2 separate regions of the Mus musculus genome follow, and region 2 is linked to region 1. Evidence: chromatin loops called from intact Hi-C (ENCODE). Cell type or tissue: heart. All regions are shown on one strand. Links, peaks and the distances in the headings refer to the core of each region. The heading gives the core; the rest is flanking DNA.

Evidence for each region. Hi-C counts contacts between places; a loop is a spot of excess contacts. Peaks named below come from ENCODE experiments on the same cell type or tissue, not always from the same donor. Only the 100,000 strongest peaks of a DNase experiment are listed, where the experiment ranks them.
Region 2: it touches region 1 in a loop (2.1-fold over the local background); 1 of 42 quality-filtered maps calls a loop at or near these places.

Annotation. Positions count from the first base shown.
Region 1 is chr7:141,900,247-141,904,633 of GRCm38, forward strand. Tollip (toll interacting protein) reads right to left here and starts at 2,215. Exons shown (of 6, transcript NM_023764.4): 1 at 2,030-2,215. The coding sequence starts at 2,062. In heart, for the core only: no CTCF peak of the experiment used is centred there; a DNase peak (open chromatin) is centred at 2,265; H3K4me3 peaks cover 1,979 bases; H3K27ac peaks cover 1,790 bases; H3K27me3 peaks cover 1,227 bases.
Region 2 is chr7:142,035,548-142,039,934 of GRCm38, forward strand. The region is part of intron 1 of Mob2 (MOB kinase activator 2); the gene reads right to left. Among named protein-coding and RNA genes, the nearest start is that of Mob2, 23 kb to the right of the region's middle. In heart, for the core only: a CTCF peak has its summit at 2,438 (motif pointing left); no DNase peak of the experiment used is centred there.

The sequences.
Region 1 (4,387 bases), core at 321-4,320:
ATCATTCCAGGTGAAGTGGCCAGTGAAAAGTTGAAAACTGAAAAAGGTCTGCACTCTAAGAAATAGCACTTCCCAGATGAAGTTCAAGGCCTTCTATTCTACAGAGACCCTGGCTATGGCCCATGCAGTCCTCCCACATCAAGTCACTGGAAAGAGCACAGATCTGATGGTGACTGTCATTCTCTGGCTTACATAAGTTACGATGCATAGCTGTGTCCCTGTGCTCCACACCTGTGGCTCAGTGTCCAGTTACTCTAAATATTGTGACCACTAATACTATGATGAAGATATGCATATCCCAAATAAACCTTGAGATACCCGTCACTTATGACAAGTTCTTACAGCCCAAAGTTACAAGTCATGAAAACCTAAAACCACTCAGCTGTCTATGTTGTATTTCTATGACTACATTCTCCCAGGAACTCTGGGCAAGTAGAAAGATCAAACGTCAGGATTTGACTCCACAGATTCTGCTAGTATCAACATCATCTGACACTCCCAATTACTCATCACTGTGTAGGTTATTGCAGCTCTGTACAACACCAGAGTTTCTCTAAGCAACAGGGAAAGATAGCTTCTTACTCATGACAGACATGGAGTTCACCATCAGATGAATTCAAACTCAGCCTGAACCACAAGAGATAAGGACACTCTCAGACCACACGGTAAGAAAGGGTCCACTCTCCTTGGCCATGTGTCCACTTGGCAGGGGATATGAAAAGGGCAAAGCTCTGTCTCCCTTTCTCCTCTGGCAGCCACCATCAATCTTCTATAGTTTGCTGAGACACCGTGAGGATGAAGAAGGGTTGATGAACATGAAAGTAACTCCAACATTGGAAATCTCCATCCAAGTTTGACAGTGGCTCAGGAGATCTGGCTTCAAAGCCCTCCTAAAAAGCATCTAACAAGCCTGAGGCTTTCTTCAAAGTCAGGAAATCAGTAATCTATCCCAAGGAGTTACCTGTTACACACACACACACACACACACACACACACACACACACGCACACACACACACACAATCAACACCAAGCTGTCAGGGTGAAAAAACTCTGGGAAACCACAGGCTTTGCAGGCACACTCAATATTAACTTCAGGGGAAAAGGCACTGAGGTGCTGATCAGAACAATGTTCTACTCCACACAGCCACAGTTGGCTAACAACATCCCACCCACACCAGTCTCAGGGAGCTACTGGGAGGCCATACACACTAGGGGAGGTGAGACAGGTAGTATAATAGAACCCAAGACAATCCTGAAGAGACAACCCTGTTGGGTCTTCCAAGTTCTCTGCTCCCCTCTCCTCGTTTATAAATGAAGAAATTGAGGCTTGAAAAGGTAGCCACTAACTAAGCTCAAGAGGTAGTACCCTATTTTCTATAGATGTTAGGGAGAAGAGGAAACTGTCACAAGTAAGGACAGACTACAAAGTGGGATCTTTCACCATTTCTGAAACCAAGGAGACCAGGTTATCTCTCTCCTTTGGGGGACCAAAGGTGTCCGACTCCACTCCTCTGAGAGACGGGGAACCAAGGCACCTCTCAGTTTGGGAAATTAATGTAGTCAGTACCACTCTCAATCTGGGAGACCAAGAGTCAGGGCTTGTGTCCATCTGGGAGACCAAGCAGGTGATAGATCTGAGAACGTAAGGGGTTCAGGGCCCTTTCTATCTGAGGAACTAAGGGAAGTCGGGGTCCCACTCCATCTGGGGACCAATGGGGTAAGGTTTCTTCTGTGTAGAGGAACCCTATTCAGGGCCTCCACCCAGGAGGACCACGGGAGTCAGGATCCCTCTCCATGAAGGAGGCCAGGAGCTTCAGGGCCCGTGGGCATCTGGGGAACCATCAAATTCTGCCTTCCTCCACCCCAGATGTCCGATAGACGAGAGTCGCTGCTCCGGGTGGGTACCCGAAGGTAGGACCCGCGAAGCCCCGGGACGGAAGAGCAACCCGCGAGGGGCCCCGTAAAAGACTGAGGAGTCCGACCCCAGGCTCCACTGCCCCAGCCAGGCTCTGGCCCAGAGCACTCACCGGCCCGCGCTGCGTGCTGACGGTGGTCGCCATGGTGCTGCGGCGGCCCTCTGCCTCGCCAACTGCACAGAGACCCGCCGGGAGAGCTCTTCCGCTCCCACCACAAGCTGCGTCGCCGACCGTTGTCCCGCGAGGCAATCGGCTCTTCAGTCAGCTGACAGTCGCCCCGCCCCGCCCCACCCCGGCGTTCCCAAAGCACAGAGCTTGGCAATAGCTGGCCCCGCCCCTTCCGGCTAATCCGCGCACGCGTGTTCCGACCTCAGGGGGAAATGGGTCTCCCGTACACGCCTGCGCAGTGGCTCCCTTCGGGCGCTCAGCAGCCCGTTAAAATGGCTGTCAGACTGTTTGCGCATGCCTAAACCTGAACACTCTCCTGCGGGCAGAAGCCTGCTCACCCAGTCGCATACACCTAGAACAGGGACGCACATCTCAATTCGGTCGAGTTGCCACAGCGTCTAGTCACCTAACTGGAGATAGCTGTGATACCACCGCTTGCAGGTGCGTGATCCGCTTGGAGAAAACTGAGGTTTGGCTGCCTGAGCGAAAAAAAAAACAGATGGCAGTAGAACCAGCTACCCTCAAGCTCTTGAATTACCTCAAAATTCTGTGGGAGGGAGAACATTTATATTTAAATTTTAAAAGAAGAAACCAAGCTGAAGGAGAGACAAGAGTGGGACGGAAAACTTCCACCAGCCTTGGATTTGCTAAATGAATGGAGAGATGAAGATCTGTCCCTAGGAAACCCGGGCCACCCACTCTTGCCTTTTCAGAGCACTCTCTTCAGAAGAATACTTGGCCAGATAGAACCAGGGTAGTTCCTATAAGGAGTTTACCCTATGGTGGTCACCAGTCTGTAGGTCCCCTTTTACTTGTGCGGCAATAGACTTGGTACTGTCTAGGAGTACCAAGAACATTTCCTCACTCACACCATGTTCTCTTGTGTTCCTTTCATCTTTAAGATTACATCTTCCAACTCTAGTGACAGTCTCTACCTTGGCATAACATGGGACTGCATCTGGGCTCTGTTCCTGGACACTGATCTATATCCAGTTCTCACCGGTCTCTAGCTCCTGTTGCCCAAACTGTCATCTCTATGCTGATAAAGCTAAGACACAAAAGACTATCCATTGTGGCAGACAGAGTTTTAAAGAGACCCCTGATCTCTCCTGGTGTCCACATCCCTGCTCAATCCTTTCTTCTTGGTTATAGACAAAACCTGTGACTTGTGTCTAAACATGCAGCAGACAACCTGTTGTATAAAATTATATCTGGATAGCACAATAGGATCCCCTTGTGACTAAGACCACACATATGGCCTCTGATGAATCCCAAATCCTTCAGTACTAAGCAGTTTAAAAAAGACACACACCACCACCAACAACACCAAGGGGGAATTGTTCCCAAGAAAAAACTTTATCTCATAAAATGCTTCAGTACGTTCCTGAAATCAGTTCAAGCCCTGGCACAGTCTGTCAGAGCAGAACCACAGCATTTGTTCTTCCTTGACTTAAAGCTCTCTCATGGTGGGGATCACGTGGCTGGACATAATCTTACTTGTTTCTACTAGATTTGCAGCAGATAGAAACTCTGGTATAGGTGGACTATGATAAAATTCACCTAGGTTACTTTGCAGAAACTTGAAAACTAGCTCTGCTGCTAGTACTGACTCCACTCAGCAGAGAGGTTATGGGTAACAGAAAATGGATGAAAGGCTTAGCATCTCTGTGTTCATCATCTTGTATTTGTCCCCTTTGTTGCCTTCACTCTTGACTCGGATTTGTAGTGCTTTTCTATTGATGGGATAAGACCAAGGTAACTTACAGAAGAGTTTAATTTAGACTTATGGTTTCAGAAGGTTAGAGTCCATGATGGTGGAGCAGAGATAGCAGGTGGCTGGAGCAACCACTGAGAGGCAAGCAGGAGACAGAGACATATTAGGATTGGGATCAGTCTTTTGAAACCTCAAAGTCTTTCCCTAGTGACATACCTCCTCCAACAAGGCCACACCTCCTAACCCTTCTCAAATACACCACTGAGGATCAATTAATCCAATGTGAGCCTATGGGCTCAACTGCCACAAGATGCTACTCAACTCTGTATGGAGACACACAGAAACTCTGAGAAATGTGTTGTTGCTGGGTACAGTGGCACATATCTATAATCCCGATCATTAGGAGGCTGAGATGGGAGCAGGACTGGGAAATTGAGGCCAGCCTGGTCTACAAACCAAAGGGTGAAAAGCAGTTATGTCCAAGACCACAGGGCTAACTTGGACATTGGAGCAGGTATGTGCTTCCTCTTGCCAAGCATAGTGACTTAATTATCTGAGGTTCTATGACCTTTTAAGGCTCAGACCAA
Region 2 (4,387 bases), core at 252-4,251, 140 kb after region 1:
ACCTTTCAGTACCTTGCTAACCCTGGCCCAACTTTGGCCCTTGGCCAAAGAAAGCCTTCTCAAAGCCAAGCTTGCCCAAATCGCTCTTGGATCCAAGTTTTCAACACCCCTCTTGACCCATTTCCTGCTGATAAAGCATAATAAAACCTAGGTGGGAAATTTATAATAGGCTCATTCAGTTCTCAATGCCTAAGTCCAAGAAGCTGGCATCTGGTGAAGGCCTCCATGCTATGGCATTCATAGCAAAAAGCAGAAGGGTAAAAAAGGAAAGAACAAACAGGAATATTGCCTATGCATAATACTAGCATGAGCACACTTAAACCAGAGCAGTCCTTTTTTGCTCTGACTGCTCAGGCTTGGGGTCTCTATGGCCTCCCATGACCTACAGGTGCTAGCATACACAGCCCTTCTTCAAATCCCAGAATTTGCTGTACCCTCTGCCCACAGGTTCCCACTGCTCCTGAAGGTCTTTATGACTCTTCCCAAGGTTACTCAGGAATACTATCCTCCTTGTCTTGCCTGGTCTATAGGCTGTTGACATCTGAATCCTAAAGAAGGATCCAAACAGCAGAGGGACAATGGCATAGGTTCAAGCGTTTACAAATCAACCTCAAGGAGATGTCTACTCTACTCAAAAATAGTACTAAAAGGCAAGGAAGAAAATATACACAACTGGGGTGGGAGAACAAAAGGCCAACAAACAAAAGGAAAAAAAAAGAAACAACTAAAGACAATGACTATCACCATCCTCCATCACAGCAGGCCAGGTATTCCCTGCCCAGAGTCCACCTCACAGAATGCTTCAGCATGCAAATCATGAACACCCATGAACCAAAAAGTCTGTTTTTTTTTTAAGTAATTCATCACAAACATCTAAACTCATAATAACTTACAAATAATGAGGCTGAATGAAGCACTGATTTTAGAATGACACATCAGAAAGAACAAGATGGCCCTTACCTTCATGAAGGCTATAAGATTGCTCTTCTACAAATACAGCAGCTGGTGAAGTAGGAGGTCCATGTAGTAGGAGGTCTGGGTATATCAGGGGTATCAATCCCCTCTCAGGTAGACTCTAGGGCATCCAGAGGAAGCCTGTACTGCAGATTCCCATGCACGACAGATGGGTTGGCTCCACATCTGCCCTACTTCTTAGTCAGCAAACAGGCCTATGGCAGAGCCTTTGTTCCACACCTATCCCATAATAAGTGTCACTACTGTGACCCTGAAGGTCAGGGACTCCATCATGCCTAAGTCCATGGACCACACCAGAGTCCTGGCTTAAGGCTTCAGAACTGATGTACTTGGGCTGGGGATACAGCTCAGTAGCAGGGTACTTCCTTAACATGCACAAAGGTGTGGGTCCCACCCCCTACCCCTCGCCCAGCACCAAAAGGGGAAAAAAAAGGAAGAAACTAAGAAAACAAAACCATAACTGTTTCCAAGGTGATTTGTTCCAACGACTAAATGACACCCAGCTATGTTCTCTCTCCCCTGGGTAGAGCTGTCAATCATTGTCTTGCCAAAATATACAGGGAAGGATGCAGCAAACCAGGTCATTGAAGATGACACACACAAATTCATCATAGCTTAACACTGTGTACCTACCTCATATCCAACACACACAAAATTCTGCAACCACTTTTAGGTGGTCTTATGGCTCCCTTTCCCTCCGGTGCAAAGTCACCAGCCACAATTCTGGCAGTGACATGACCCCCAAACCCACGGCAATCTGTGAGAGGGGATAATAGCAGACCATAATCTTTAAGCAGGATTGCTATCTAAATAGGGTCAATGATGTAATAAATTAAAAGCCCTTCCTCTAGACATCCCTTCCAAAAACAAAAAACAAAACAAACAAGCAAACAAACAGCCCCTACATGGCATTCCCTATAAAGAGCCAAGAGGACCAGACATAAACAGAATGGACATGTCCCCATGGCTATCCTTACGCTCTTGAGATGTAGGAGTGGTCAAAGGCAACCTGAAACCATTAAAACAAAGATCAGTAATGAGGATGGTGGGTCAAAAGTGATCCAATTAGAATACTCTCTTTTGCCCACTGGACTGTCAGAGATGAAAATGCTAGTGTCTCCCTAAGCTGGCACAGAGGAGCACTCAGATTCTCCCACCACTCCTGGGACAAGGCACAACTGGTCTTAGGGCATGGCTCCTGGGTCCCACGTGCATGTGTACAGACACACCTAAGGGCGTAGGCTGCTAGGCACTAGCCCCAATGGCAGCTCTGCACTTGGTATTGGATATGCTCTTACTATGCAGAGCTTCCTCCAGCCTTCTCTCATTAACCCCACAGCAACTCAGGAGAGTCAACCAACCACACAGTAAAATCACAAAAGAGTAACTGTTCTTTGTACTGTGAACAGGATCACTGTGGGGCCCTAAGTGGTCAAGAGTGCCCTCTAGTGGAGACAAGGGCTAGCCTAGCCTAGCCTAGCCTAGCCTAGCCTAGCCTGCATGCAGTTACATCATGGTGTGGGGGTAGGATGAGACATATAGGGATGGGACATACTAACATGTGGATAAATAGCCAGTTCTTCTCAATCAGCTTTGGTGGGTTCCACGTGGGCTGCCTCGGTCTGGGCCAGCAGGTTCCAGGCCTACAATTCTTTGAGGTCTTCAGAAAACTAGAGAGCACAGGCACTGCAACACAGTGGTTGCAAGGTCCTGAAGGAGCAATAATTTCTTGGGCATTGCCTCCACAGAGGCCCTCCATGCAGGCCAGGTGAGCTCTGCAGAACCAGACTTCCTGGGCTCATCAACCTCTGTGATTCACCTTCGTACTTGTGATAATGGCTCAGGTGTGTTCAAGAGAGCAGAATATAGCACTTTTCTAGAAATCTGGCAATAGCCCAGGACACCCTTGGCTGAAAATGGAAAGGCTATCGATACTTGAAGAATGTCTGGACAGATTGGCATAGTATTTCAAATTTAACAGAACTCTAGTAGAGGGGACTTGTCTAGACAGCTTGCTGTGAACATGAAGAAGAATTTTCCAGCTGCCAGACAGATGATGTCAAATACTAGCTGCATTGACAGGGCCATCCCTGTTTTATGCCCCAGACAAGCCTAATCCAACAAGCCACCTCTGTACCAGTACCCAGCTCTTCTGCTTACAGAGATACACACCTACAATCCACCTGCTGTCTCTCATCCTCTGGCCCTGCACCCTACTCCTGACCATGCAGGCCTTCTTGTGTTCACTTCTCTGTGTTCCTTCTTTACTACACCCTTACTCAGCTTACTCTTGCCTTAGGGCCTGGCTGGACCTTGCCTATGCTCACTGCCATCTGCCATCTCTCTGCCTAGGTAGCTCATTCCACAGAGAACAATGAGAGGCTGCCTCTACAGTAGATGTAAGGGATGTGATCATAGCTCCAATAAGCCATACTTATGAGATAGAATCCTCCCTGTGTCATCAGAGTGCTCTTGCAAAAACACAAATATAGTCATGCTGAAACCATGAAGGCTGCTGTTTTAGTGCCTGCTAGGTATCTAAACCCCTCGACATGTGACCTTCACTTGTTTTGGAAAACTGTATCTAGTTTACCCCCCACCCCCTCTATACCTTCCAAACTTTCCTGATCCAGGCTTCCATTTTCAGGGAGGGTTTAAGTGATGATGTCCATCTAGTATATGCATTACTTGTACCCTGAAGTAAATACTGAGTCAAGGCTCAAGAAACATACTTGGGCCACTTTGCAGACTGCAGACAGCAACAGGGAGCCTGAACAGGGCTGAAGGACATATACATGAGGATACAGTAGATACCAGAGCTGAGCAGACCACAAAAAATGGCTCAAGATGGAAGGAACATGGTGTTCATAAGTATAGTGAAAGCTATAACAGGTGACAGACCTTCAGTCCAAAGTGCTTACAGATATATGAATCTTAAACTGGCACTTCTGAAAGACAAGTAGGGTTGGCTTCTTCATTCTGAGAGTTGGCCAACTGAGGAAAAAAACAAGCATATACCCTGGCTTTCTTGGGGGTGCCAGGCAGGCACGAGAGACACTTCTTCACAGATAACTACCTAGTGAGAAAAGCAGGGAAGTATCCTGCAGTGTCCAGAACAAAGACTTCGCAGATGCTGCCATCGATCAGTGGCTGAGAGCACCACCATAATTGAGGAAGCACCTACAATGGTGAAAAAGTCTAGGCCTTTGCTAAGGTACCTATGGAACAGTTAGCCCAAGCACAAATACTGTGAAAGACATAGTCCAGATGACGTCATAGAGCAAAACCTGTTTCCTCAACAGAGAAGTACAGAGACGGTGCTCTTACAGCTCAGACGGCATCTGGCAACACCAACAGAGCCACCCATGGGATTTATCTGGGTCTCAGATGGGAGGGAGGGATAAGCAAAGGG